Linked DNA regions of Mus musculus: all the other regions are linked to region 6. A link is a loop called in an ENCODE intact Hi-C map of the cell type or tissue named here. Cell type or tissue: heart. All regions are shown on one strand. Region 1 holds the start of Sec14l5 (SEC14-like lipid binding 5). Region 2 overlaps Mgrn1 (mahogunin, ring finger 1). Region 3 holds the start of Coro7 (coronin 7). Region 4 holds the start of Cdip1 (cell death inducing Trp53 target 1). Region 5 overlaps Hmox2 (heme oxygenase 2). Region 6 overlaps 4930562C15Rik (RIKEN cDNA 4930562C15 gene). Region 7 holds the start of Nmral1 (NmrA-like family domain containing 1).

Region 1 (4,000 bases), 280 kb before region 6:
CATCTCCTCTTTTTGTTTCTATGTAGCCCAGGATGGCTTTGAACTCCTGATCCTCCTGCTTCAGCCTTTGAATGTAAGGATCATAGCACATATCCTCATTCTAGAGCTTGTATTTTATCTGCTCGGCAGGGTTTCAAGAGTCATGACAGGTGGGAGGGGGTGGTCAGGCAAAGAAGTCAGGACAGCTGAAAAGTTCAGTAAAATTTCTCCGTTTCATAGCCTGAAATGTCCTCTTTCTTTCCCACCATTGACCTCCAGTCACAAGAGGAGCCCAAGAACCAGGGGTCACTCACCGCCATGACCAGCTCGAATGGATACTTGTATACTCGGACAGGAGACTGATATTTTTGCACCATGTTCCAACTCAGAAGTCACCAGGACAGAGAGAGCACAGAAGCTGGAAATGAAGAGTTACTGGTGAGGTGGCAGCTCCTTTCACACAAAGCATGAGCACTGTCAGGCAGCCCCGACCCTCAAAGTAAGAAACTGATAGGATTATCAGCTAACCCGGGCCAGGTACCTGTCCACTACCCAGCTCCCCAACCCACACTCAGCCCTCTGAGAGCAAGCAGCACTTCATGCTGTCTCCCCATCCCCACTCTTTCAGAGGCACCCTCAATGCCACCCACTCAAGCAGGCACACACATTTACATTCCCACGATTGTCCTCGCACATTCTCCCCGTGACTTGCTGTGGACATCCTGCCCTATGCCCAACCCCCAGTGTTTTTGTGCCTGCCCTTTCATTTTCCTCCATAATAGCCTGACACGTGCACCTTTCTGTACGGTTCACCTGCATCCCACTCCCACACAGGACAGTCCTTGTACACGCAGCATAGAACTTTGCACAGGCACTCAGCTTTCTGCAGCAACTCCACACACGCGCACTCTATCCCCCCAGGTGCACACTAATGGGCACCCACACAAAGCTATTCGAATACACATACATGCGCAGGCTCCGCTGCTCCGCTCACCCTCAGAACTGCTGAAAACACAGCACAGTGCTCTGGCACCTGCTTGACCTGGGAGCTGAGCTCGCCAAATCACCAGGAGGCGCCTTGCCCGGACCGCAGAACTCAGGAGCTCAATAGCCTCTTGTCAATCCTACACAAACAGTGGCCTGTAGGGCAGAAGAGGGACCAGAGCGGTGACAGACATGCCCAGCCTGGACCGCTCCAGGACCCGGGACAGAGGGAGAGCCTGAACTGGCCTGGCACCACCCCCACAAGATTATCTTGTTCCCTGATTGGTTTGGTCCCAACCCCGCCCCGGCCAGACTCGCCCCGCGTCTTAAGCCTGCCCCTCATTTTTATTCATCCCTCTCTTGGTCACGCCTTCAGCCCTACCTTTGCTCCCTATTGGCCATGGCTCGAGAAGACCCCACCCGTGTTGACCCTGTTCACACTCACCCAGACTCAACAAAGGCTCCGCCCCCAACCCAGTCTCTGTACCCATGAGCACCCAGCCCTGAGGACGCGACCCCCCAACCCCCGTTCATTTGCACCTGCCCAGAGTTACAGAGCGCGACTTCCCTAGTCCACAACTACCTCGTTCTGAGTAACCTCTTCTTGAACCTACTGCACCTGAACTTTTTTTTTTTTTTTCCGGTTCGGTTTGAGGCGAAATCCACACTGAAGACCAGTCGAGGCTATATTACCCCAACCTCCGGATTACAGATGTGCTCCACCATGTCCGGCTGACCCCTGGCCTTGATCTCATTCTCCACCTGACCTCGCCTCGAAGGCTGCAGGGGTCTAGCTTAAACCCTTCTGTATGCATTGTTTATTCACTCTTCACACCTTTACAGAGCGTCCACTAAAAGTCGGGCTGTCCGACGTTAAATAAATTAGGCAGGCTGGAGAGACAGCTCAGCAGATAAAAGCAGGTACTAGTCTTCAGGAGGAGCGGAGTTCGACTCGCAGCACCCAGGTCAAGAGGCTCACAAAGTCCTGTAACCCCAGCTCCAGGGGGACCACCACTCAACTACACATAAATATATACATAATCTAAGATAACAAAAGTAAATCTTAAAAAATAAATAAGGTAATGCGCATTATTTGGTAATGTAGACATGGAGAAAATTGCAGAGGAGAAGATAATCAGGAAAAGAGTCACCCTAGGCTTTTGTCCCTTCTAACTTCAGCCGCATGCAAACCCTGCCAGTCTTCCCAGGGTGCCCAGGGAACAGCTTCACTCCCATCAGCCCTCCCTTCTCTCAACCTAGCAATTCACCGTGCAAGAGCAACGGAAATGGCCCTGATATTGTTGCCATCTTCTTAGCATCCTAGGTAAGATGTAATCAGACCTCGCAGACAGCACGTGCTAAAGCGCTATCTAGGTTATAAAGTAGAAATAGGAGTCGAAATTCCCAGTGTCAACACAAGGTGGCAGCAAAAGATAACCTAAGTAGCCACAGGCTATTGTTCTGTCCCAGGTCTCCGTATTTGATTCATTGAGGGGACTTTAGTGGTCTCCCCAGGATCAGCACAGTGACTTAACACTGTCATCTGGTGTTTTCCCAATACCACACTTAAGCCACAATCTTCTCTGCTCCAAACCTTAGGGAAGATGTGACTGTGCTAGAAGAGTGGGTAACATGTTGGATACAGGGAAGTCTGAGGAAAGAGAGGTGCCTGTGCGTGGACAGAGCACTGCACTCCAGCGCCAGGGACACAAATTAATAATATCACTACCACCTATAGGGTTGCAGTTCCCTTTAGCTCCTTGGGTAATTTCTCTAGCTCCTCCATTGGGGGCCGTGTGACCCATCCAATAGCTGACTGTGATCATCCACTTCTGTGTTTGCTAACCAGTACCCGGGAGCTCTTGTCTCTAGCTGCATATGTATCAGAAGATGGCCTAGTTGGCCAGCACTGCAAAGAGAGGCCCATTGGACTTGCAAACTTTATATGCCCCAGTACAGGGGAACGCCAGGGCCAAAAAGGGGGAGTGGGTGGGTAGGGGAGTGGGGGTGGGTATGGGGGACTTTTGGGATAGCATTGAAAATGTAAACGAGGAAAATACCTAATTAAAAAAAAAGTAATATGGGAGGTGAGGGAAAATGACAGGAAGTAGTCTTCTTCAAGAAAGAGTCCTCCCAGTTGGTTAGCCAATAGTAAGTGGTCAGCCCTGTAACTACATACATATATGTAGCATTATTTGGACTGAACATATTGTATTTTATATTTATAACTATTAAATAAATGAATATTAAATTATAAAAAATAATAATAATATCACTACCGCCACACACGTACATATTGTTCCATACACTCTGCTAAAACCTTTCAAATATAAATGCACTTAATCCCCAAACAGCTGCTGTCGGGAAGAAAGGGCTTGGAACTTGAGGGAGCTGGTGCAGGCAGAACACTGCAAATGCATTAAATGTCACCAAGTGGTCTACAGAAAGATGGCTGACTGTGTGTTCTATAAATTTCACCTCATCTCAAACAATAACTGGAGAGTTGGTAGTGTTGCGCGGCTCCCGTGAAGTTCTGGGTTCCACCCTCAGCACCACATGTAGCCCACCTGGAATATCAGCCCTCAGAGATGGAAGCAGGAGGATCAAAGTTCAAGGTCATCCTCAGACAGACAGAGCAAGTTTGAGGTTAGCGTGGGCTACATGAGACTGCCCCAAAAGTAAGTAAGTAACTAAGTAGCAGTTGGAGAGATGGGTCATTGGTTAAGAGTGCTTACTGCTCCTGCAGAAGACCCAAGTTAAATTCCCAGCGGCTACCCTGAGTGGCTCACACCTGCCTTTAACTCCGCACCAGGCAGGCTACCCAGTGCTCCTTCCCTTCCAAGGGTACCCACACACATTGCAAACACTCACATGAACGGGTAGAAGTAAATAAAACAATAATGAATCTTTAAAATAAATAAGTAGCTGGGCGGTGTTGGCGCACACCTTTAGTCCCAGCATTTGGGAGGCAGAGGCAGGCAGATTTCTGAGTTCGAAGCCAGCCTGGTCTACAAAGTGAGTTCCAGGACATCCAGGG
Region 2 (4,000 bases), 51 kb before region 6:
CTGAAGCTGGTGGAAAAGGATGGTGGCTGGAGGAGGGAAAGTTAGTCTGTGGCAAGGGTCTCCATGCAGGCACCCTAGCCTGTGCTGGCAGGTTCTTGAGGGTCCTAATGGGCTGGCCTTTTTCTAGAACATTCTGCCTTACCACTGCCTGCTCCAGTTCCCAGGCTACAGGGTGGTGGCCAGGATGGCACTTACCTTCTCAAAGGCAGCCAGGAGCACATGAGCGTGGCCAGTCACTTCCACAACTAAAGCAGTGAGATAAGAGAGGGAGGCCAATGAGAGGTCATGGCTGGGACTTTCTCCCTTTCCCTACAGCATTGGCACAGCCCTGAGTCCACTCCAGTCTTTGCTCTCATCTCAGACTCCACTTCCCACGTTGTTGCACGGCTAAGAGCTGTATGTGTATTATGGCAGACACCCTGTTCCCAGAAGAGGAGGTCCTCTGATGACTCAGGGAGAAGGAAGCCACTTCCTCCCCATAGGTCCTACACACTTGAAAATGAAGATGAGGAAAGACCAAGGATGCTCACCATCCCCTTCGTCCACCACAGCCTGGATGACTACTGGAAACACACCCCGGTCCAGGTCAAAGTTCAGCTAAGGAAAGGAAGCAAATATGGTCAGGTCCATAGACATCAGGTGGTGAGTTGGTCAGCCTGAGCTGCAGCAGACAGACGGGATCAAGGACATTCAGTGCCTTGAACAACATAGACCTCATAGCTCCTGAATGGCTCTCCAAACTGAGATCCACCTCTTCAGTCCCTGACGACCTCTCACATGCTTTCCATAGCTGAGGGGGTGCCTGCTCTACACAGTTCCTACGATGGACCATTTAGTGTCTATCTCTTTATGCCTACCTTTTTCATTGAGCATGCTTTCCAAGTTCAGCCACAATTCCATTCCTTTTTTATGCTGCAGAGTTATTCTAGGTGGTGGGTAAGCCACATTGTATTTGCCTGTGTCTAAGTTGTTGATCAATGGGCAGTTTTAACATGAACACTGTGAACAGTGCTATCATCCAGTCTCCTGTTTTGGGTGAAATTTTATTATGTAATTGCTTGATGAAAAGCATCCAGTTTAGCCGGGTGTGGTGGCGCTCGTCTTTAATCCCAGCACTCAGAAGGCAGAGGCAGACGGATTTCTGAGTTCGGGGCCAGCCTGGTCTACAGAGTGAGTTCCAGGACAGCCAGGGCTATACAAAGAAACTCTGTCTTGAAAAACCAAAAAAAAAAGAAGAAGAAGAAGGAGGAGGAAGAAGAGGAGGAGGAGAAGGAAAGAAGAAAGAAGAATAGAGAAGAAGAGAGAAGAAAGAAGAAGAAAGAAAGAGAGAAAGAAAGAGAGAGAGGGAGAGAGAGAGAGAGAGAGAGAGAGAGAGAGAGAGAGAGAGAGAGAAAGCGTCCAGGTCAAGCCCCACCAGAGATGGAATGAGAGCAACAGTGAGCTACAGAGACCACTTGGTCCATGCTTCCCTTTCTAGGCCAGCAGCTGCCTTCTCCCAGATATGGTTCCATCCTCGCCCACCCCAAGACGGCAGCCTGGGATGGAACAGGTCCCAATCTCTCCACAAAAGCCTACTGTCCTGGAACCCCTGGCCCTCACCCTGCACCGGAGAGCAGAGCAGGACTCAGGGATTCACCTGATCCATACCTGTGGGCCATCCCAGGAAACACTCTCAGCTCCTGCTTGTTCCTGTCACAAAGCTTTACAGCCTACCCAGTCTCCAGAACCCTCTTGGTATCTCAGGGGAGCACACGCATTTCCATGTATTCTCACTAAGGAGTTACACAATTCCTTTTGTGTTTGGAAGCAGGATACAGGCAATAGAGGGGGTAGCAGCAGATGGCCATGTGGGCAGTCACAGCATCAGGTTGGGCAGGGACACTGGAACCACTGGAACCATCATCACCCAGGACAGCATTTCCCACAAATTGGGACATAAGAAAGCAAATGACCTTCCTGGGTTACTGCCTTGCTCTGAAATGTGGTCTTGTGTAAGCCTGCACCACTCAGAGAAGCCACTCCAGAATGCTCCTGCTGATGCTGATGTTGGCAGTTTGCTGCCCTCACAAGGTCATAAACTAAGACCAAGGAGAGCCTCTCATACAGGAACTGCTTGTTTAGGTGTTAGTCAGGTAAGCTAGCTACAAGAGCAGAGCTCCACCCACCCCCATGCAAGGCTGGAAGCAGACCAGCAGCAAGCCTGGGTGCACTGGGCTCTCTTGTGCTCCGAGCGGTCTCCAAGCATTCATTCTCTTCTCAGCTACACTCCGCATCCTGGAAGGAGGCAGCTGGGCTGGGTGAACTCCGCACAGAACCAGACAGAACCAGTGGCTGTGGTCCTGTCCTCCCCTCGCTCCATCGCATTCCCATTCTTGCAGAGCTCCCTCTGAGTAGCCCAGGAAAGTGACAGTGGAAGGGGAAACATTCCCACCACCAGAGGGAGCCAGAGGACGCTGCTTGTTTTTTTTATTTTCACATTATATGTGCGTGGGTGTTTGACCTGCAAGTACGTCTGTGCACCACTCGAGTTCCCCAGGGTTACCTCATCATCCTTCCACTCGGAGAAGTCAATCTTGAAAGAAGGCAGGGAGAACTGCTGGCTAACGCCTCTCTTGTAGTGGACGGTCTCAGATTGCAGAGAAGGGTTCTTACAGCTGTACCTGAGAGCAGCAAAGCAGCCACCTGACTCCTGTGGAGCCATGGGCCCCCCACCCAACCTCCCACCTCCTCTGGTACTCCTCTGAACTGGCAGCCATTTGTTCTATAGGGATTGAAAGCTTCAACCATCCCAGATAGAAACAGGAAGCAGCCAAGTGGCCTCCCTCCCACTGCCAGCTCTGCTCACCCGGAGGCTGCCCAGCCATACTAAGTGGCTATTTCTTCCAGGGCCCATGCCAGCCTGATATCTCTGCTGCCTTCTAGTTGGGAAGAACATGCCCACTAGGTGTTTGGTGCATTCGCTTTTTCTGAATGATCACAGTGCAGCACACCCTGTACCAACCCTTCTTCATAGCTGCTTGCTTCTCTTCTCAGGCATTTCCACATAGTGTGAGGCCTTCGCTTCAATGTGAGTCACGTTATGAAATGTCCTGCCCTCCTCCTGAGTATAATGTTTCCTGAACCTCCATGCTGGTGCACTGAAGCTTTGCTCTAGTGACTCAGAGACTAGCTTCCTTCCTGTCTTGCTAGTTCCCGCAATGCTTCAAAGACCAGCCTTCTCCTTATGCAAAAGCGCATCTCATACCTCAGGCTGACCACTAGGAAACGGAGAGCTGAGCTAGTATCCCCATTCATGAATACAAGCCATGGCCCTCGCTGTTCCCACCCTGACCCATGCTTACTGCCCCAGGGCTTCTCTGGGTCTCTAGGACAAAGGCCACACTCAGAGCCAGGGAAACTGGGTGACGTCCCTGCTGTCCTGACTGTCAGTGCCAGTGTGGGAGGGAGCCCCACAGGGAGGTCCAGCCTGGATGTGGTGAAAAGGCCAGCCCAAGACAGGAATCTCAGTACTCTAGCCTTTAATTATATGCTGTGGGACCCCAGAACCACAGAAAGTTAAGGGGGCAGGAAAGGAACAGGAGGGCTTCCTGTCCTGCAGCTCAGGACACAGAATTCCTGCTGGCTGTGTTGAGTCCCAAGCACAGCACCTCAGGCCTGGAGCCTCCTCTTTCTCTGACTTGGTGATCTGGTGATGGTGTCAGGCAAGCCAGTTAACTGGAAGGCAAACAGGCCTCACGCAGGTCTCAGAAAAACGTCTACCAGGACAGAATCTCTGAGAAGCCATGTTTAGCTGGCCATCTATCTAGCCCATCTGGTGGCAGCAGGACCCTGTTCTTACATATCTCATAGAACAAAACAGAACTGTTGATCTGGATGGGCTGGGGTGGGCGCCCACTGCACTGAGGTCCCGCCCACTGCACTGAGGTCCCGCCCACTGCACTGAGGTCCCGCCCACTGCACTGAGGTCCCGCCCACTGCACTGAGGCCCTCACCTCCTCTG
Region 3 (4,000 bases), 180 kb after region 6:
AGGGGACAGTTCTGTAATGCATCCAGCAGCAAATGCATTCAAATATCTCCAGCACAATGACTAAGACTATGAACTGAAAAACAAAAACAAAAAAACAAAAAACAACAGCAACAACAAAAAGTTGGAGCTCCTACTGCTCAAATCTCAGGCTCTGTTGTACACGCTATAGCAATGTCATTAATCTTATAGTGCCCAGGCTAGTCTCAAACTTGTGGGCTCAAGCCAGCCTCCCACTCACTCTTGAAAATTTCTAAGAATACAGATAGGCACCACTGAGCCCTGCAAGAATCATTTTTATTGGAGCTAGAGAGAAGGATCAGCAGGTAAGAGCTCTTGCTGTGCTTCCAGAGAACCTACCTTTGATAGTCTACCATAAGGAAACTTTGTCATAAGTTTCTGCTGTTACTAGGAAACTTTCTAATGCCAAGACTGATTACATATTCTCTTATGTTCTGTGTCCCTGGAAATCAATCACTATAGAAGTCGGTAGAACTGTTTTGTATAGTTACCCACAATAAGCTTGGACCTGAACCAACCACCCAGCAGCACTTCCTGCACCTGCGTATGAGCTTTTATGGTATAAGCTGCCCCTGAGATGGACTCCAACATAAGAGAGCACCTGCACCAATATAAGAAACTATTTGGAGTAAGACTTCCATTTAGAGTAGGAGTCTAGTAAAGTTTAAGTTCCCAAGACCTCCTTAGGAACTGACATCCTACTTGGCAGAAAAAGACATCCTGGTTAGCAAGTAAAGACATGAATGTTAGACAAAGCCCATCCTGGTTGACAAGTTAGGACATGAATATTATTAGACAAGGCAAGTCCCCTGCCTGCCACAGTTGACTACCCCAACCAATGGGAGCAGGATAAGTGTACAACAAAGACATGTTCCTAAGGAAATCTTCCTGTCTTTAAATCCCGATTGATGAAATAACTTGGCACAAATGTTTGTAGATCTTGGGCTTAAAAGCCCTGTAGGATCTTAGTTCAGGGTAGTGGCTCAGTTCTGAAATCCTGACCATGGCCCTGGTCGACCAATCCTGGAGCATATGATCAATAAACCATCCTGGTCTGACCGAGATCAATGTCTGTGTGATTTGTGAGGCAATTCCTGGACCCCAACATTGTGTGCACACAGATGAGTAGGCAGGGATAGACAGGTGAACAAAAGTAAATGTCCCAGCAGTCAAGAGTACTTGTTTCTCCTTATTTTCGAAGAAGACCCAAGTCTGATTCCCAGCACCCATGTGGCAGTTTAAGACACTTCACAAGGCCAGGGGATCCAACAAGTCTAACCAAGAGCAAGCATAATTACCCACTGAGCCATTTTCCCAACCCTGCCTTCTTTCTCCCTTTTCTTTTCTTTTCTTTCTTTTTTCTTTTTCTTTTTTTTCTTTTTGGGCAGGTTCTCACTATATAGTCCCGAACTATGTAAACCAAGCTGACCTTGAACTTCTGATCTTCCTCCTGAATGCTGGGACTATAGGACTATGTCACTGTGCTGGGGATGGCACCCAGGGCTTCATACATGCCTGGCAAACACTCTACCAACTGAGCTACAATCCACAGCTAAAATCATTTTTAAGGGAAAATTGATGCTCACAGATATTGAGAATAAAGCTATATATCACTTGGTCATTATCATCATACACTCTAGTATGAAAAAAATTGCATTATAAAATGTGTATTTTTGGCTGGGCAGTGATGGTGCACATCTTTAGTCCCAGGACTTGGGAGGAAGAGGCAGGGGGATTTCTGAGTTTGAGGCCAGCCTGGTCTACAGAGTGAATTCTAGGACAGCCAGGACTACACAGAGAAACCCTGTCTCAAAATAAATAAATAAATAAATAAACAAAAATAAAATAAAATAAAAATAAAACTCAAAACAAAGGGGTAGAAAGGGAGGGAAGGGGAGACAAGAGGTGGGAGGGAGGGAGGGAGAGAGAGAGAGATTGAGAGAGAGAAAGATTGAGTCTCAGTGGTTCTTATCTTTTATGGGTCGCGGGGATTATTCCCAGTTTTAGTCTAGTTAATTCTGTCCTGCTATTTCTCAGGTCATTGTAAAACCTCAGGGACCAGTATTGCAAGTCTAATCCTGCAGCAATTGAAGTGTGGTTCCTTCGGTAGGACAGCTGCGGCTCACATGACCTCCGACCAGTGCAGTAGTCCCCCAGGCATCAGGGCGTGACTTCTCAGGTCGTCCTGGCCTCTGAAGAAGGCGGGGCTGAAGGCCGTCGCGCTGAAGAAGGGTGACGTGGGGGCGTGCCTAGGCAGGCCGCAGGAGCTTCCGATTGGTTGTCATCAATAAGGGCGTGGCACCAGGCTGCAGGCTGCTGAGGCGGCAGGCTGCAAGAGTCCAGGGCGGCTTCTCTTCATTCACCTAGTACCTGACGACCCTCGTTCTCCAGCCTGAGCTTGCTCTGTCCCAGCTGCCATGAGTCGCTTCAAGGTGTCCAAGTTTCGGCATATGGAGGCCCGGCCGTCCCGCCGAGAGGTGAGCCCGGCCAGTGGACCCCACTCCCTGGCTTCTGGTCCCGGAGGACTGCCATTCCCAGTGCCTGCCTGTGCAGTGCACACTCTGGGTTGTGAAGACCCTCACCCCACCTCGCCCCATCTGTCCACCCGGAACTTCTCCCTTTAGATGAACCCTAGAGTTCAGGCCGCCCCTTCACTGCTCAGAGGACAGAGTCCGGAGGTCTGATGACGCGCCCTAGTAGTTGGGTGATCCCGGAGGTCGGCCTGGCCGGTTCGCCTCCCCCTGTTACCCCAGGAGGCCTCGCAGCACTCCCAGACGCGAACAGGCCTCTGTTTCCGGTCGGCCTTGCTGGGAACCTGGCTGGGAAACTGTCGACGCCGGTCTCCCCCTTCCAGCAGTCTAGGATCACCCCTGCTCCGGGCCGGCCGGGCTGTGGGAGAGATGCATCTCTTTCTTGTGGTCTCAGTGAGAGGGAAGGTATCATCTGGAGAGGGAGCCCCTGGGGCCAGGCAGGCTTCCTCCCTCGAGTTTCTGCCACTCTTCCTTGTCTACTGGTGCAAGCTCTTCCTTTACTGGGGTGATGATACTAGCGGTTGTTGGGGCCTGGAGAAGCCTAGAGCAGGTGGATCCCAGATGGAGTGTCAAGAAGGACACTCCACTCGGTGAGGCACTGGCCTTTCTCCCCCTGTGTTATTTGGACCTCTAGTGTCCCAAAGCAAGTTAGGACAACCGTGCTCCATTTTCATTCTCTGGACAGTTAGCCTTTCTGTACCTATTGTGTGCTGCTCAGCTCTCTAAAACAGTGAACATTGTGACATTTCCCCTTCTCTGTGGAACTTAACAGCCTCTGGTCAGCAAGCACAATATAAATCCACTGAAGAATCAGAACACCCGGGGGTATGTGGTGGGCTGTGATGTAAAGAAGTGAAGTAGAGTTGAACGTAATAGTATTGTGGAGGACAGTGCCCAGGTGGGTGGATTTCAACAGAGGCCAGAAGGGTGAGAAGAAAAAAAGCCAGTAAAGAAAAAGAAAGTGGCCGGGCGGTGGTGGTGCAGGCCTTTAATCCTAGCACTTGGCAGGCAGATTTCTGAGTTCGAGGCCAGCCTGGTCTACAGAGTGAGTTCCAGGGCAGCCAGGGCTACACAGAGAATCCCTGACTCGAAAAACCAAAAAAAGAAAAAAGAAAAAAAGAAAGTGAACCCAGGGTGGACAGAGGCCATTAGCCAGGCAAAGCTGGTGACAGATGAGTTACAGGGCAGCCCTTCAGAGGAAGAAGTTGAGTTTTGTTATGAGTATAGTATGGCGCCATTGAAAGCTTGAGAGGAAGTACACAGTGCTTAGATTTGGATGCAGACTATTACTAAGAGTGCAGTAATGATTAGTGGACGGATCTGGAGAGACCTTCAGGGCTCTGTGGCTTCTCTCTGTATGGACCTCCTTCTAGTAAGTTAATCAGACAGGCCCACAGAACCGGGGGCCTCAGGAGTGCTTGTTACTGAGGCAAGAAGGATTGCAGATCTGT
Region 4 (4,000 bases), 72 kb after region 6:
GGTCATGCATCAACTGGGTTTTGCTTTCTCTCTCTCCATTATGTGGGTCCTGAGGATTGAACTTGGGTTGTCAGGATTGGTAGCAAGTAATCCATCTCATTAAGCTGCCATTATTATTATCATTATTATTATTATTATTATTATTATTATTATTATTATTATTTGGTTTTTTGAGACAGGTTTTCTCTGTGTAGCCCTGGCTGTCCTGGAACTCACTCTATAGACCAGGCTGGCCTCCATCTCAGAAATCCACCTGCCTCTGCCTCCCAAGTGCTGGTATTAAAGGTGTGTGCCACCACCGCCCTGCATTATTTTTATTATTTTTAATTGTATGTAGGGCACATGCATGTGAGTATGGGCACCTGTGGAGGCCAGAGGTGTTAACCTCCTGGAGCTGGAGTTGCAAGCAGTTAGTCAGTCATAAGCCACCTGAACTTGAAATTGACATTGGCTCCTCTATAAGAGCACTATATGTTCTTAACTGCTGAGCTATCTTTCTACACCCTGTCATGTTACAGTTACTAAAAGAAGGTTAGTAGAAAAATTTTAATTGCATTATGTGCATGCATTCCAGCTTCCTACATGCTAGCCTTGGTCTAAATCATTGTTTACACATTAGTCAGAATGAGGCCATGAAGTATCAGTCAAATCACAAATAGTTAGAATTTGAGGTAGCTATAGTCTATCAAATTACTACAAATAATTAGTAATTGTTGTAGCCAGAGACTACAACATCATTTTTCTTTTGTCAACTAATCAGTATACAACCTTGGTTTTTGGTGTTTTTGAGTGTTTATGTTTAAAGACACTTTATTTAACATATATTACTGGTTCTGTTTAATTAAACTTAAAGCCAAGCCTACACAAAACTCATCTAGTACATTTTTCTAAGGCACTGTGGCAATGCAATATTCTGAAAATATCTTTTACACTCTAGAGTCTGGGACTTTTGCTGGACCTCATAGCCAAAGTTAATACCTTAATTAAAACCTTAGCACTTAAGGCTGCTATCCTACTGTGAACTCAAACTGTTTAAACTGTCTTTAAGAGGACAATGTGCTGGGCAATGGTGGCACATGCCTTTAGTCCCAGCACTTCAGTGGCAGAGACAGGCAGATTTCTGAGTTCAAGGCCAGCCTGGTCTACAGAATAAGTTCCAGGACAGCCAGGGCTACACAGAGAAACCCTGTCTCAAAAAAAAAAAAAAAAAAAAAAACAAAACAACCAACCAAACAAAAAATGCAATGTAATAATCCTTAACTTGCCTTGGGTTTCTCAAATAATTAACATTACAACCTAAACTCATAGCTATGATCTTAGATTATGTGTACTTCCATGCCTCCTACCCAGATAATACTTGTGTATCATTTGCTGAAAGCAATAGAGGTTGAGAGAAACTTCTTAAAATCTACAACAAAGTTTGAAAGCATTGTCTAAGATATTGGTTGTTGAACAATGGTGTTTTTTTATCTGGGTGGGTTGGGATCAGGAGGACCCAGTGACTTAACGCCTTGTAAAACTGTCGAAGTTTTCTATAACTGTAACCCACATGATGTCTTCTGTACTATTCAATAAGACAGAGTACTCTTTGTTAGGTACAGACAAACACACAGCTCATACAACAGACACAGAGACACAAAAACACAGGAACAAACCTTCACAAGACAGCCTTCAAGCAGTCACAAATTCAGACAACAGAGGACGGAAGGCACAAGAAGCATGAAGTACAGAATTAAAACCTAAACTTGTGGAGCTAGAGAACTGGCTCAGGAATTGCTGCTCTTCCAGCGGTCCTGAGTTCAATTCCCAGCAACCACATGATGGCTAACAACCATCTGTAATGTGATCTAATGCTCTCTTCTGGCATGCAGGTGTACATGCAGATAGAGAACTTATACATAAAATAAATGAAAAAACAAAAACAAAAAACTCTGAGCTTGTTCTTGATTGAAGGACTCAAAGGGGAAGTGCTTTTATTTCTTTAATGTTACACTGATGATTACTGGTAATTCCAAGTTAATCATTAACGGGTATAATTCACACAAAGGACATCAAATCTAGTTTTACTTAGAAACACTAGATGGCACTTCAACTCTACCCTTAGGGCCATTTTAAACAACAAAACCACTAACACTATACATGCAATATTTTGTTAACAGGTTGCTCTTAATTAACCTCAGTTAACAATGCACAGGATCCATATGTCCATGAATAAACGTGAAAATACAAGTATTGATTTTGGAATAATATGTTACTGGTCAGATGAAATGTGCAGTACAAAACCCGTGACCAATGAAACTCAGTTGTAGTTCTAATGCTTAAAACTCCTCAAATTGTGATGTCTCCCTGCCTGTAATCCCAGCACTTGACAGACTGAGCGGTAGGAGGATGGTTGTGAGCCTGAAAGACTCAGAGGAACACCCTGCCTAAACATACAAAAGGATCCGTGAGATGGCTCATGGGTCTTTGCCATTTTGGAAGACCTGAGTGAGAACCAAAGCCCACATGCTGGAAGGAGGCCTGACTCCTGAAAGTTGCCCTTTGACATACATGCGTGCCTCACACACACACAAATACAAAAGAAAAAGAAGAGAGCTTTAGTTTCCATGTGCAATAAATCCAAACTTCATTGATGACCTTGGTGCTGTCTTCCAGTCTTCACCTTGCTGGCCAAAGTGCCTTTCAAAAGTTCATCTATACCAGTCTTCTTTCTTTTCTTTCTTTTTTTTTTTGTTTTTGTTTTTTTTTGTTGTTGTTGTTGTTTGTTTTTTGGAGACAGAGTTCTCTGTATAGCCCTGGCTGTCCTGGAACTCACTCTGTAGACCAGGCTGGCCTCGAACTAAGAAACCTGCCTGCCTCTGCCTCCCGAGGGCTGGGATTAAAGGCGTGCGCCACGACTGCCAGTCTCTTTCTTTACTTCACACCTCATCCCAACATAGCCTTTCCTACCTTCCCTACTCAGAGGCAACACTCTAATTCTGTTGGGACATCCTGTTGCTTTCCTTTGAGATGCTGGTCATTTTGTGGCTTATTTGTGTATTGTCTGTCAGAGTGGAATCTGTGTGAGGGCAGGGACAGCTGGTGTGGTTCACAGCTTCATGAAAGCCCAGGCAGCTTAGGGCAAGGGTGGTAGCTCTCCCTCAACTCTTGGGGTGCGCAGCACGCCTGGCTGGCTGGCCTGAGGGAGCGCTAGCACCACCATCTTTCTTTCGAGCCTTTCCCCCCCCCATCATAAAGGCCTGGGGAACTACCACTCGTTCGTCTCCCACCCGCAACGGGCCTCCACTGACGTCATCCAAGCTCATTGCGTGAGGCGCGAAGCCCCGCCCTAAGGCGAGAGGCCAGGAGGTTGGGCCTTTCTCCACAGCCTTGCGGTTCCCTCTGGACAGCTACGGGGCTGAGGCAGCCTTTCCTGCGGCAGCGCTTGGCCGGTGAGGGGCTGGAACTGACGGTGAGTCACCTCTGAGACTTCCAAGCGGCTTCCGAAGGGACCCCTCTCACACGCCGAGGCGGGGGCTAGGCTTCGAAACCCTCCGCCCGCGTGACCTAGCCCGCCGAGCTCCGCCCTCACCCGCCGCGCGGTGGGTGCCGGGAGCTGTAGGCTCCCGCCTCAGGGAATGCTGCGGGTGCGCCGAAAGACTACAAATTCCAGGGTCCTCTCGGTGCGGGGGCGGTGAGTGCTGCGAGTCCTCTGGTAGAGGGGCTCCTCGGAGCAGCGGGCCGGACCACTGCAGATCTCTGTCCCTCTGGCCTCAGGCTTCTGGATTTCGAGGTAAACGGGCCTGGGTTGTCGTGGTGGAGTCCGTTCCCTCCGAAACGCCACGCAAAATCAGGGCAGTTGATTTCGGCGTGGCTGCAGCTGCGGGGCTGCGAGGGCTAGCATTCCAGGGCCCCGAGCGAACTGGGCCTGCAGACAGGGGATATCAGCCAGAGAAGGGCCAGCCCACTCGGGTGATTATCACGCCTTTCTACTTTTCTGTAAGCGACGGCTGTACGAGCC
Region 5 (4,000 bases), 99 kb after region 6:
AGAAGTCATCAGAGGCCATCCCTAAACTAAGAAGACTCAGAATTTACACTCTACAGATGACCCATGGAGAAGCTAGAGCCCAGATACACCTGATGAGGACTGCAAACCAGCTGAACATCAAACCAGAAAAGTGAACACTATCCTGCATGTCTTAGTGAGAGCTCAAGTGACTGCTACTAAGGACTTGAGTGCCCACAGCTATCCTCTCCCAACACTGAGGTACTAGGGACAGAAATGGTTTCTGTAAGATCAGCCCTACCTGAGACTTATAAAACCTACTTATTCTACTTCCCAATGACTTTGGCTCTATACTAAGTAATATTTTTTATATCAATATTTGCTACAAAACGAGGAAACTACCCATTCCTCAACCCTGACATCCTGTAGTGAGACAGAGGGAAATAGGTCTATTTCAGACCTTTCAGATGCTGGGGGTTTGCCCTTTCCAGCACTAGTTATGGGCCTCAAGCCAGGCCTCCTGGGAACCATGCTCCCTGATGGCTAACTGGTTCCCTCACCTTTTTCTAGGGCATGTAGGAGCTTATTTGTCATGATACCAATAGCCTCTCAAGAAATCTCTGGCTTTGACTCTACTGCTAAAAGAATCAAACTCATGCATCCATGGATCAGGTTCCATGATCAGTGCTCAGTAATACCTGCATGTTATATTCAAAGGCTTTATTGGCCTCCTCCACAATCCTCTCTTTGGTCTTCAAATTCAGGTCCAAGGCATTCATTCTAGCGCGGTAGAACTGCTTGAATTGCTGGGCATTGTCCACATGCTCAAACAGGTAGAATTGGGTCCCTTCCCCAGTGCTGGGAAGTTTTAGTGCCCTCTGGGCAACCTTCTTCAGTACCTGGCCTCCTGAAAGGTCCCCCATGTAACGAGTATAAGCATGGGCCACCAGCAGCTCTGGCTCATTTTGCCCTACATAGTGAATCCGATCCACATACTTCTGGGCAGCCTCAGAGCACTTCACCTGCTCCTCCCAGTTTTCACCAAAGAAATACTTCATGTCCTTGATCAGTGCTGCCTTCCGGTGTAGCTCCGTGGGGAAATATAAGGGGGCGAAGGCTGGGTGGTCCTTGTTGCGGTCCATTTCCTCCTCAAGGGCTGAGTATGTGAAGTAAAGTGCAGTGGTGGCCAGCTGTGAGTGTGATGGAAGATTGTGGAAGAGAGCTATAAGCCAAGCCAGCAACTCTAGAACCCACCATGTTTTTATTTTTTTAAGATTATATATATATACATTTTCTCTCTTTCTCTCTCTCACACACACACACACACACACATGAATGAATGAATGAATGAATGAATGAATAGGGGCTTTATCTACATGCCAGAAGAGGGCATCAGATCTCACTACAGATGGCTATGAACCACCATGTGGTTGCTGGGAATTGAACTTAGGACCTCTGGAAGAGCAGACAGTGCTTTTAACCTCTGAGCCATCTCTCCAGTACCCCCAACCACCACCATCACCACGTTTTAAGAATGGTTCAAGACAAGCCACTTGCCCAGTTCCTAAAGACCCAACTGTGACCCTTTTAAAATATATTTAACTACTTTAATACACCTAGGAAGCTTCTAGTGAATATTTGCAAATATATTTTTGTTACTCCATTTATGATAGGATAGCCATGGCTTAACACTAGGAAATCAAATATATGGCTGGGCATGGTGGCACATACCTTTCATCCCCAGTACTCAGAAAGGTAAGGATGAAGAACCAGGGTTAGGGCCTATATGGACTATGTAGCCAGACTATCTCCAAGAAAAAGTAGCAGAGACCCAGCAGCTTCTTTCTTAGAGTGGTTACAGGGCAACTTCCTCAGCTGATTAAAGCCACCCCACCTCCCACCCCTTATTAAAGTTAGAACCCAACCCCATCTGACTGAGGGACACAAACCTTAAATAGCTCCTTCTTAATGTTTCCTTTCAAGAAGTCTTTGACAAACTGGGTATTTTCTGCTCGGTCATGTGCTTCCTTGGTCCCTTCCTTCAGGAGCTCAGAAAGGTCTGCCATTCTGTGGGGGATGAACTTTGAGTGAGACAGTAGCCCTTTCCAGTTCTCCAGAAAGGACTAAAGGGCAAAAGACAGTTTAGGTCCAAGATAGAGACTGGAAGTAGGAGCTGCTCAGACACTATTTCAGTCCAGCATGAGTAACTGAGCTGAGAACAGGGCGAGATATGACAATCTGGCACAAAAACTCAGTGGACATGAAGTTTACTATGGTCTCCACAAAAGTGCCTGGATTGGTATCTGTTAGTCAGCACCCAAATGAACGATGCTTTGCTTCTGTAGCCACCTAGTGGCTGAAGAACCAAAACTTACAATCTATCCAGGAAAGAGCTGCCTTTCCTGTGGCTGGGCCTAGGTGTGGGAAGATAGCTGAGAGGCAGAGATCTTAGTTGGCTTCTCTATATCTCTCTCTCTCTCTCTCTCTCTCTCTCTCTCTCTCTCTCTCTCTCTCTGTCTCTCTCTGTCTCTCTCTGTCTCTGTCTGTCTGTCTCTCCTTTCCTCCTCCCTCTCTCCCTTCCTCCCTTTTCTTTTATCTTTGAGACAGGGTTTCTGTGTAACTCTGACTGTCCTGGAACTCATTCTGTAGACCAGGAAGGCCTTGAACTCAGAGATCCACTGCGTCCACCAGTTTTATATTTAACAGAATTACTCAGGATAAAGTTACATCAACAAATGGATATGGAAGAAAAGTATCATCATAAGTACAATGGAACCTAGGAAGGACGACTGTGAATCTATAAACTCCATCTGTTAGCATGAGAAAATTTTGGTTTTCTTGTGGTCTAGTCTCTGCACACTAATTTTTTTAGATCATTTTGTATCACCCCATGTCCTAATAACTGGTTTATTAGCAAATATAGTAAGATATAAGAAATAACTTAGCCAGTGACAGGACTCTACTGAGAAGCTAAGAACAATGCGCAGCAGGGGCTAGTATCCAAACATCTATACAGCTCAGTGCTGATGAGCATTTCCTAGTACATACTGAATCAGGCACACTGACAGGACAGGTGCGGAGGCCTCCTGAGATGCAGCAGCCAGTTGCTTTCACTCACTTGGTATGGTTTTCCTTTTCTGGTGCCATAGAGTTCTTCTCTGACTCATCTACCCCCTCCGAGGTCTCCACCTCTGAAGACATTGTGGCTGAGTAGTTTGTGCTGCCCTCACTCTGGTCCTGTAGAAACACAAGGAATTTATGACTGAGTAACCTTTTCTGATGTAAGCCAACATAACAGAGACAGCCCTGCACCTGAAAGCTCTGCCATTACGGGGAGCATTTCAGAATATGGACAAATCTGAAGATGGACAGTGGGTTATAATAATGCTTTGTTCTTAGGTAATACACACTGGCATTCAGAAGTAAATGGGATGCTATCTGCAACTACTGTCAGCACTTACGATGTATGTATGGATGTGAAACAAGAAGGCAAAAGTGTTGACAGTCTGGCTAAAAGGGATACAGAAGTTCTTCACTAGGCTTATCTTTTTTCTGCATGTTTGAACTTATACATAAATAAAAGGCTACCAAAGACATAAAAGAAAGCTACATTTTTTAAAAAAAAGATAAAAGCTTCAGGAGCTCTCAGCTTCGTAAGCAATGCAAAGCTTCCATTTTACTAGTTTTCCTGTGTGGGCTGCCAGATGAAAGGAATGAGAACAGAGTATTGACAAGAATTTAGTTAAGCCAGGCTGTGCCTAACAGCTCCACTGTAGAATAGAACAACTCAACAATCCTGAGTACCTTCAAATAAGTCACCTAGCAAACTGTCCCAGGTGTGTGGAATAATAAACTAGCTGATTAATTCCCACGCCTACTTCAAGGCTGAGCTTTCATCAGCAAGAAAAGTACAATCCCATAACATGATAGCATCATCCTCCATCCCTGGAGACTATTCTACTCTAGCAGTATATAAAGGGGGCGCCCATGGAGAACTTTCTAGATGAGCAGTGTGACACAATAGCACCAACTAAGAAAGGCA
Region 6 (4,000 bases):
ACCATAGCAACCAATTCAAAGTGCAAAAAGGTTGGGGTCTCTTACCGGTCTGACCCTTGGCCTCCTGGGTCTAGCCCTGTTCACAGTTCTTTACCCTTACCCTAGTGTTTATGCTCCAAGAAGATTCAGCTCTTCCTACCCATCCCACCACAGGACCTTTGAACCTACTATTCCCCCAACCTGGACCACATCCCTCCCTCTCTGCCCCTTCACCAACTAACTCCTGTTCCTTTTTCGAAGGTGTTCAAGGAGCTGTCTAGTTGATCTCTGTGGACCAGCTTTGCCTGGCACAGCTCTCATTACCAGCCCAGCATCCCCACCCCCTCCGCCAGTCTTTACCAGTGTCCAGCCAAGGGCAAGACCAGCCCTGAGTCCACCAGCAACCCCTTGTTCTGACCAGCACAGTCAAGTCCCACAGCGGGAATCCCAGGAAACACCAGTGCTTACCTGCAATGTCCTTCTCCCCAGTCCGAGTCCCAAACTGGCTGCTCATTCGGCCTTTGTACAGAACTCCATCTACCCCCAAGATGTCCACCTCAGCCTGTGGGATGGCCCAGGTCCCAAATCAGGGTCTCCATTGCCATCCCCTTTCCTTGATGCACACAAATGCCCAGAGCCAGAGCACAGCTTCCTCAAGGTACCCAAAGATCAGAGTTTCATCTCACATCTGGGACTGGGTATGCTGGAGTCCAGCCTCTGGGAGGGGAACACAGCCAGACTCACAGTGTCATAGTTCATCAGCTCAGGGTCCCCATAAGGATAGAGTGTTGACAGGTCATGTGACTTGTGCTTCAAGGTGTTCTCATTTCGGGGCCCATCACCCCAGTCCTTCTGGAAGCCCTGACCCTCCTCATGGACTCCAAAGTTCTGGAAATGCAGATGCTGCTGTTGTTCCCTGGACAGGGCAGAAGATCAGCAGCCACATGGAGACCCCCCTCTACCACCGAGGAGACCTGCACAGGGCTCTGGATAGTATCAAGGAAGATGGGCAGAATGGCAGGCAGGCCTGGGGGGTGGTGAACCAGTACAGACATGGACAGTTCTGGGAGAGATAATCCATACTCCCTTCCCTGAACCAAGCACAGCTGGAGGCCTGCTCTGGCCTTGCCATGCACATGCACGCTCTGACCTGGCCTCCAGCCGTCAGGCACAGTGTGCGAGCCAGCATAGGTGGTCTCCTTCCTAACGCTGGTGCTGACTACCACTTAGTTGTTCACTCCACCGCCCCGGCCTCACCCCTGGCCAGAAGCTCACAACGGCCCTGGAAGCTCACATAGGCCATGGAAGGACCCCTGCCACCCAAGGATGAAGGAGATGGCATCTAGCTAGGCTAAGTGAGAAAAGCGATAGCAGGTAAGACTCCCCAGCCACTCACTGGCTGTGGTCTTGGGAAGGTCATATAGTCTGAGTCTCAGTCTCTTCAACTGTGAAGTGGGATGATAATAGAAGGTACTTTCCCAGGAAGCCCTGTGACCCAACAAAGTTTCAGCAAGGGCTCCCAGAGGCTCCTCCAATTATTCACCCACAGGAAACAAGCATGGTAACCCTGGATTCCAGGGCTCATAAGACTTAAGGAGAAGCCCTCCTATTTGCAAACGCCCTGTGCGTGCCAGAAAAACACTATCACTGAGCTATGACTCCAGCCCTTTCGTTTTTACTTTGAGGCAGGTTTTGCTCTGAAGCCTATGAAGCCCTTATGATACGTTTGCCTCCATCTTGTGAGTAGCTAGCACAGTATGCCTCTGCGACAGGGCCCAGTTAAGTTCCAGGTCACAGTAGATGCCAACACAAATGTTGGTTCCTCTCTCCCACTGCCCTATCAGCCACACCACAACCTCCCAGACGGGCATCCTGGGCCCTCATTGGTGCCTGCATTGAAGGAAAGTTTCTCCAGAGAGTGGGGTGGACATAACCCTCACCTTATCAGCTGCCGCTGCAGATACTCATAGCTGTTGGCACTGGCTGGCCTTATTCGGGACAGCCCATGGGTGTTGCGGATGGTGATCAGCTGTCTGCAGAGGCAGAGCAAACCAGAGCTGTGAGAGGTGCCCATGGCCAGCAGAGGGCCCCAGGCTCCTAGGCCTGGAGAGAGGAAGTGGAGTCCTCCCCTCCCAAACTGGATGTCTGCAGCTCACAGCCCACAAACAAAACCTGCAGGACTTCTGACAACTCGGGGAAGATAGAAACACCATTCTGGATAGAAAGTCAAAACCAAGCGAGGGGTGGTGGTGCACCTGTACAATCTCAGCACTTGGGAGACTGAGGCAGGAAGGTAGCAAGTTCAAAGTTAGCCTAAACTATTAGTACAAACTGAGTTCAAGGTTAAGGCTATCTTTGGCTATATAGAAAGGCCTTGTCTCCAGTAATAAGTCAGTAAGTAAATAGAGTTGAAAACCAAAGGAAGGGGCTCCTAGAGATGTGTTGCAGGTAGGTGTTTGCCAGGAGCTATGGGTACGTAGAGGGGAGGCACTACTCGGAAGGGGTGTGGTGAAAGGCACAGGTGTGCAAGAGCATGGCAGCTGTACGTCATGGACGCATAACTGTGGCACCTTCCTTCAGATGGCTAAGGTTGTATCCTGTGTATTTTGCCTCCAAAAGGAAACAAGGAAACTCAGAACAGCCTTCCAAGGAGCTGGGCCCGTTCCACCTCTCTGTCTGAGCTGCGTGGTTAAACACATGCAGAGGTGTCCTCACATATAGATGGAAAGCCGCGATGGTGCATGCTCACAGAGAAGTGTCCTCACATAGATGGAAAGCCGTGATGGTGCATGCTCAGAGAGGTGTCCTTACATAGATGGAAAGCCGCGATGGTGCATGCTCACAGAGAAGTGTCCTCACATATAGATGGAAAGCCGCGATGGTGCATGCTCAGAGAGAGGTGTCCTCACATATAGATGGAAAGCCGCGATGGTGCATGCTCAGAGAGAGGTGTCCTCACATATAGATGGAAAGCCGTGATGGTGCATGCTCAGAGAGGTGTCCTTACATAGATGGAAAGCCGCGATGGTGCATGCTCACAGAGAGGTGTCCTTACATATAGATGGAAAGCTGCGATGGTGCATGCTCAGAGAGAAGTGTCCTCACATATAGATGGAAAGCCGCGATGGTGCATGCTCACAGAGACATTGGTTAGCATTTTATAAAACACAGGAAGGCACCAAGGAACAAGCCTCGTGACCAGGGTTAGACCTGGACATTCATATCCTTCCAATATTTCTCCATGTTTATATAATTTCCCTTAGTCTCTGGAACAAAGCACTGACAGCGTTAAAGGTGAGAGGACAGACCTCCCCCATCTAGGGAACCACAGAGGTGGAACAGGCGGTGGTGGCTATAGAATGGTGTAGACGGATGGGTATATACATGGGCAGGTGTGTACATTTGCATATGGGACAGCTTTATGTGCTTGAGGCCTGCAGGCCGGTGTCAGGGTGTTTACAGGTGACTACAGTAGAAAAGCACACCCGGGACCTGCACTGTATGCTGGACCCTGCAAACCTGGAAGGTGCCCTCTGGCGGCAGTACTCACGGGCCAGTCATCATCTCTACGGGCCTGTCGCAGGAGATGCACTTTACCCTCTCGAACAATTTCCTGGAGGACAAGGAGGTCAGTGGCCAGGGGTTAACAGGGCCCTGGGCAGGGAGTGAGGTGAGCTTAAAGTCCCTTAATCCCCTTTGTCTGTGCCTGTGGCCCCGGGACAGAGCGCTTTGGTTTCCCATCAGACTGGCATATCACATCTATTTTTTTAAAAATGCCCTTGGCGGAGGGAGGTATGTGTAACCCGATGGCAAGCCTGCCTGCCTGGGGACAGGAATCACTGGGCCTCATTGTCCAGATAGGTCTGCCAATTGTGTAGGCTTGTCCTGGTTCCCTTCCCCTCTCTGAGCCTCAGTTTCCTCATCTGAAGAGAAGGCTAGAAGCGCTGTGCTCCATCCCTCCCTCCCTGCCCCCATCCCCATGTCTGAGATCTAGAATTCTAGGCTTTCCTCTGTTGGCAGC
Region 7 (4,000 bases), 140 kb after region 6:
TAAGCACATGCATTTTTTTTAAAGCAAGGGTCACTATCTTACAGAGCATAACCATCCATGCATAGTGATATATGCTTATAATACCAGTATTCTGGAGACAGAGGCAAGAGACTCCAATATTTGAGACCAGCTGGGCAATATAATAAGACCCTGTCTCAAAAAACAAACCATGGGCTGGCTAGAGAGATGGCTCAGCGGTTAAGAGCACTGACTGTTCTTCCAGAGGTCCTGAATTCAATTCCCAGCAACCACATGGCGGCTCACAACCATCTGCAATGGGATCTGACGTCCTCTTCTGGTGTGTCTGAATATACATAATACAGTGAATATACAGTGCACTCATATACATAAAGTAAATAAATAAATCTTTCAAAACAAACCAAAACCAAAACAAAACAAAACCCACACATCAGGTGTCAAAAAGTTGGTGAATCTCTGTGAGTTCAAGACCAGCCTAGTCTACCTAGTGAGTTTCAGGACAGCAAGGACTATATAGAAGAGATTCTGTCCCAAAACAAAAAACAAAACAAAACAAACAAAACTGTTCTTCCAGTGGACTGAGTCTGATGTGTAGCACCCACTCCAGTGGCTGGGGGACATCTGTAACTCTTCACACTATGGCCTCTGCAGGCAAAATGAACTTATATGTAGACCTGCCCACACACATACATACACAAAACTAAAAATGATAAAAATAAATTAAAAAATAAACACATCAAAAACAAACGATTCCCTGAGGTATCTGAAAAGCTAGGTTTACAGGAAACTAAATTAATCTGGTGGTGTTTTTGGCTTCCACAGGAGCTGCAGTATTCACAGCTTGTTGGTTAACTAATTCATCAACAGTCATTTGCCTGTCTTAGTGCAGGCACTTCTTCCAGAGCTATTAGCAACCAAGCAACGAAATACATGCTCTAATTTATGCTCTGGAGAAGATGCTAAGGAGAAATTTGATATGAGACAAACTAAGGACTGGAAAATGGATGGTGCACTCAGCAATAACTTTTCAGAGAATTTATATGGCACATCCAAGTGTGAGCTGAATAGAAATCTCACTTGTCTTTAAAAAGAGCCTGGTGGTGGTGGCGGCGGTGCAAGCCTTTAATCCCAGCACCCTGAGGCAGAGGCAGTCGGATCTCTGTGAGTTTGAGGCCAGCCTGTTCCATACAGTTCCAGGACAACCAGGGATACACAAAGAAACCCTGCCTCAAAAAAAGAAAAAAAAATAAATAATTTACAGTTCCTACAAAAGTTAATTAGACATACAAAGGAGTCCCACAGATAGCTTTCAGAGGGTTAAGAGCCTTTAGGTGACAGCCAATGTGTGCAAATGAAGATAGATGCTCATGTATTTATTAAAATAGTAAACAAGTCAACCAGGTGTGGCACCAGTACTGGAAAGGCAGAGCCTGGTCTACATATCAACTTCCAGGCCAGATGACTACATCGTGGGACATCGATAATACCAATAACAACAATAATAAATAGCAATCCTAATAATAAATAATACCAAAAGCATTTTATGAGTATAGGTCAATGTTTTACGGAATGTAGATATAATCAGCCAAGCATGGTAATTCATACCTCTAATCCCAGCACTCGGAAGGCTGAGACAGGTATTATGTCTAGCAGAAACCCCACCTCCCGCTCTCAAGCCAGACACAACGCCACGTGCACTTAGGCAAAAAACGGACTTGCACACTTGTGCCAGTGTGCTCACTCGGGCGCTTAAACCCAGAAGCAGCAGGAGCGTGAAGGGAGGAACCATCAGGCCATGGAGCACGGGGGAGGGCAGGTTGAGTGAGCAAGAGAAGGGCCAGGACCAGGACCTCAGGCGCCCCCCTGGAAGCGTGGCAACTGGCAGGTCACACACTGGCGCGGTCTGAACGGGCTCTGTTAGGGTAGAAGGGTTCCAGTAGGGGCTGGCGGCTTGCACAGAATTGCATCCCCCCTTTTTAGTGGACTCTGCTGTAGGCCTGCAGATCCCGCCAAAGCCCATTCTCGGACCCTTGTTTTAGCCTTTTGTCACCCGAGTTGTGGTCTGGGGACTTGGTACTGGGTATTGCCAGACAGAATCTCGGGACGCGTTCAGGGACCGGACGTCTCAGGGTAGAGATTCTGCCCTTCGCCAACTCTGCCACCCCAGGCCTCTTTGGATCACGCTCTTTGGGCTCTGGACCCCATGGCTGATAGGAAACTGGTGGTGGTTTTTGGAGCCACAGGTGAGCGAGCCGGTCCTCCGGACCTTTGTTTGTAGGAAGAACGGCTGTGGTTCTCATACATATGTGTGGTTGGGGGCGGCAAAACCTGAAATTGTAAAACCTGAAAAGCCTTACGTCCGGGATGTCCCACTCATAGAGACGCAGAGACAGAGATCGATGCAAAACGCAAGAGGTTTATTGATCCAGCATGCTGGGGGCGTCCTGAAATCGGGATGGAAGCGACCCCGAGTAGCTAAAGCACACACCTTTTATACATTTTTTAGAGCAGTTCTCAGTCACAGTTTAGGGCTGGTAGTTTATCATTGGTTAACCCTTAAACGCATTAAGGGGGCAGACTAAAGGACCGGAGACATTGTGTGGGCTTTTTTAAACAACCAGAGGACCATCTCGTAGCGAGTAAACTTAAGGACGGGAGGCCAATTCTGGGAAAAGAACATCTTGACATTTACTTAACTTTTTACAACAGTGGTCATTTTGAGCTACCACAAATCTTACAAAAGCAGGTTGGTTTTGAATATATATATGCAACTAAATATATATGATCAAGCGTGGAGTCGCACACCTTTGATCCGAGAACTCCTAAAACAGAGGCAGGAAGCCGGGCGAGGTAGCGCTCACCTTTAATCCCAGCACTCAGGAGGCAGAGGCAGGTGGATTTCTGAGTTCAAGGCCAGCCTGGTCTACAAAGTAAGTGCCAGGACAGCCAGGGCTACACAGAGAAACCCTGCCTCAAATAAACAAGAAACGAAACCAACACGATTCATTCTCCCATCTCCCTTCCATTAACCTGTCAACCACTAATTTACTTGGGGTTTACCCTGTTGACTTTCATGCAAATGGAATCACACTTGTGTCCTTTGGTGACTGTCTTCTGTCAGTTCAAGATTAATCTACAATTTTTTTTTTTTTTGATGTACTGCTTGTGAGTGCACATGTGAAGGTCCAGGTGGTCACACTTGGCTGCAAGCCTCTTGCCTCCTGAGCCAGCTCACTGGCCCACAACTACATTTCTAGCTAGCAGCACGTGTATATCCATGTCCTTTATATTTTTATGTTTTATTTAATACTTTTTTTTTGAGACAGGGTTTCTCTGTGTAGCCCTGGCTGTCCTGGAACTCACTCTGTAGACCAGGCTGGCTTCAGACTCACAGAGAGCCACCTGCCTTTGCTCCTCAAGTGCTGGGATTAAAGATGTGCCACCACTGCCCTTAAAGAATGGCTCTTAATGGAGATGAGGCTTCTTTGGGGATGAGGACACAAGGTGGCAGAGTTAGATAAAACTGGCTTCACAATTTAGTGATTACATTAAAAGAGTTTTATTATACATTTTATTCCTTTGTTGTTATTGTGTGTATGGTGCTTGGGATTGAACTTAGGGTCTCATAACATTCTAGGCAAACACTACCATCAGACTACACCATCAGCTCTTATTTTTTTATTTTATTTTTTATTATTTTTGGTTTTTTCGAAACAGGGTTTCTCTGTATAGCCCTGGCTGTCCTAGAACTTACTCTGTAGACCAGGCTGGCCTCGAACTCAGAAATCCACCTGCCTCTGCCTCCCAAGTGCTGGGATCAAAGGCGTGCGTCACCACCGCCCGGCTCACCATCATCTCTTAAATTATACATTTTAAAAATTTTTTATTTATTTTTATTTATATAAGTACAGTGTAGCTGTCTTCAGACACATCAGAAGAGGGCTTCAGATCCTATTACAGATGGTTGTGAGCCACCATGTGGATGCTGGTAATTGAACTCAGGACCTCTGGAAGAGCAGTC

Evidence for each region. Peaks named below come from ENCODE experiments on the same cell type or tissue, not always from the same donor. Only the 100,000 strongest peaks of a DNase experiment are listed, where the experiment ranks them.
Region 1: a loop joins it to region 6, with 4 times the contacts of the local background. A loop is called at or near these places in 2 of 42 quality-filtered maps.
Region 2: a loop joins it to region 6, with 5 times the contacts of the local background. A loop is called at or near these places in 18 of 42 quality-filtered maps.
Region 3: a loop joins it to region 6, with 2.3 times the contacts of the local background. A loop is called at or near these places in 11 of 42 quality-filtered maps.
Region 4: a loop joins it to region 6, with 2.5 times the contacts of the local background. A loop is called at or near these places in 2 of 42 quality-filtered maps.
Region 5: a loop joins it to region 6, with 4 times the contacts of the local background. A loop is called at or near these places in 19 of 42 quality-filtered maps.
Region 7: it touches region 6 in a loop (2.4-fold over the local background); 5 of 42 quality-filtered maps call a loop at or near these places.

The regions. Positions count from the first base shown.
Region 1 is chr16:5,144,142-5,148,141 of GRCm38, reverse strand. Sec14l5 (SEC14-like lipid binding 5) reads right to left here and starts at 1,033. Exons shown (of 16, transcript NM_001127725.1): 1 at 1,013-1,033; 2 at 294-397. The coding sequence starts at 356. In heart, a CTCF peak has its summit at 2,365 (motif pointing right); DNase peaks (open chromatin) are centred at 1,391 and 2,351; H3K4me3 peaks cover 1,393 bases; H3K27me3 peaks cover 1,005 bases.
Region 2 is chr16:4,912,350-4,916,349 of GRCm38, reverse strand. It overlaps Mgrn1 (mahogunin, ring finger 1), which reads right to left. Exons shown (of 17, transcript NM_029657.4): 5 at 2,543-2,660; 6 at 531-597; 7 at 196-245. Among named protein-coding and RNA genes, the nearest start is that of Nudt16l1, 25 kb to the left of the region's middle. In heart, CTCF peaks have their summits at 2,438 (motif pointing right) and 3,293; DNase peaks (open chromatin) are centred at 219, 2,449 and 3,159; H3K4me3 peaks cover 670 bases; H3K27ac peaks cover 1,613 bases.
Region 3 is chr16:4,678,047-4,682,046 of GRCm38, reverse strand. It overlaps Coro7 (coronin 7), which reads left to right and starts at 2,327. Exons shown (of 28, transcript NM_030205.4): 1 at 2,327-2,495. The coding sequence starts at 2,436. In heart, no CTCF peak of the experiment used is centred here; DNase peaks (open chromatin) are centred at 2,256 and 2,806; H3K4me3 peaks cover 1,634 bases; H3K27ac peaks cover 1,545 bases.
Region 4 is chr16:4,789,603-4,793,602 of GRCm38, reverse strand. It overlaps Cdip1 (cell death inducing Trp53 target 1), which reads left to right and starts at 3,662. Exons shown (of 6, transcript NM_025670.5): 1 at 3,662-3,772. In heart, a CTCF peak has its summit at 2,079 (motif pointing right); DNase peaks (open chromatin) are centred at 3,322 and 3,412; H3K4me3 peaks cover 1,157 bases; H3K27ac peaks cover 1,147 bases.
Region 5 is chr16:4,761,754-4,765,753 of GRCm38, reverse strand. Hmox2 (heme oxygenase 2) reads right to left here. Exons shown (of 6, transcript NM_001136066.2): 2 at 3,077-3,195; 3 at 1,908-2,025; 4 at 657-1,148. The coding sequence starts at 3,159. It overlaps Cdip1 (cell death inducing Trp53 target 1), which reads left to right. Exons shown (of 6, transcript NM_025670.5): 6 at 1-293. Among named protein-coding and RNA genes, the nearest start is that of Cdip1, 26 kb to the left of the region's middle. In heart, a CTCF peak has its summit at 2,303 (motif pointing left); no DNase peak of the experiment used is centred here.
Region 6 is chr16:4,861,115-4,865,114 of GRCm38, reverse strand. It overlaps 4930562C15Rik (RIKEN cDNA 4930562C15 gene), which reads right to left. Exons shown (of 16, transcript NM_030192.1): 11 at 3,530-3,592; 12 at 1,920-2,012; 13 at 724-895; 14 at 448-541. Among named protein-coding and RNA genes, the nearest start is that of Gm36513, 2.1 kb to the right of the region's middle. In heart, CTCF peaks have their summits at 2,051 (motif pointing right) and 3,522 (motif pointing left); DNase peaks (open chromatin) are centred at 1,074, 2,034 and 3,518; H3K27ac peaks cover 202 bases.
Region 7 is chr16:4,717,117-4,721,116 of GRCm38, reverse strand. Nmral1 (NmrA-like family domain containing 1) reads left to right here and starts at 1,761. Exons shown (of 5, transcript NM_001290761.1): 1 at 1,761-2,222. The coding sequence starts at 2,183. In heart, a CTCF peak has its summit at 1,917; a DNase peak (open chromatin) is centred at 1,846; H3K4me3 peaks cover 2,071 bases; H3K27ac peaks cover 1,314 bases.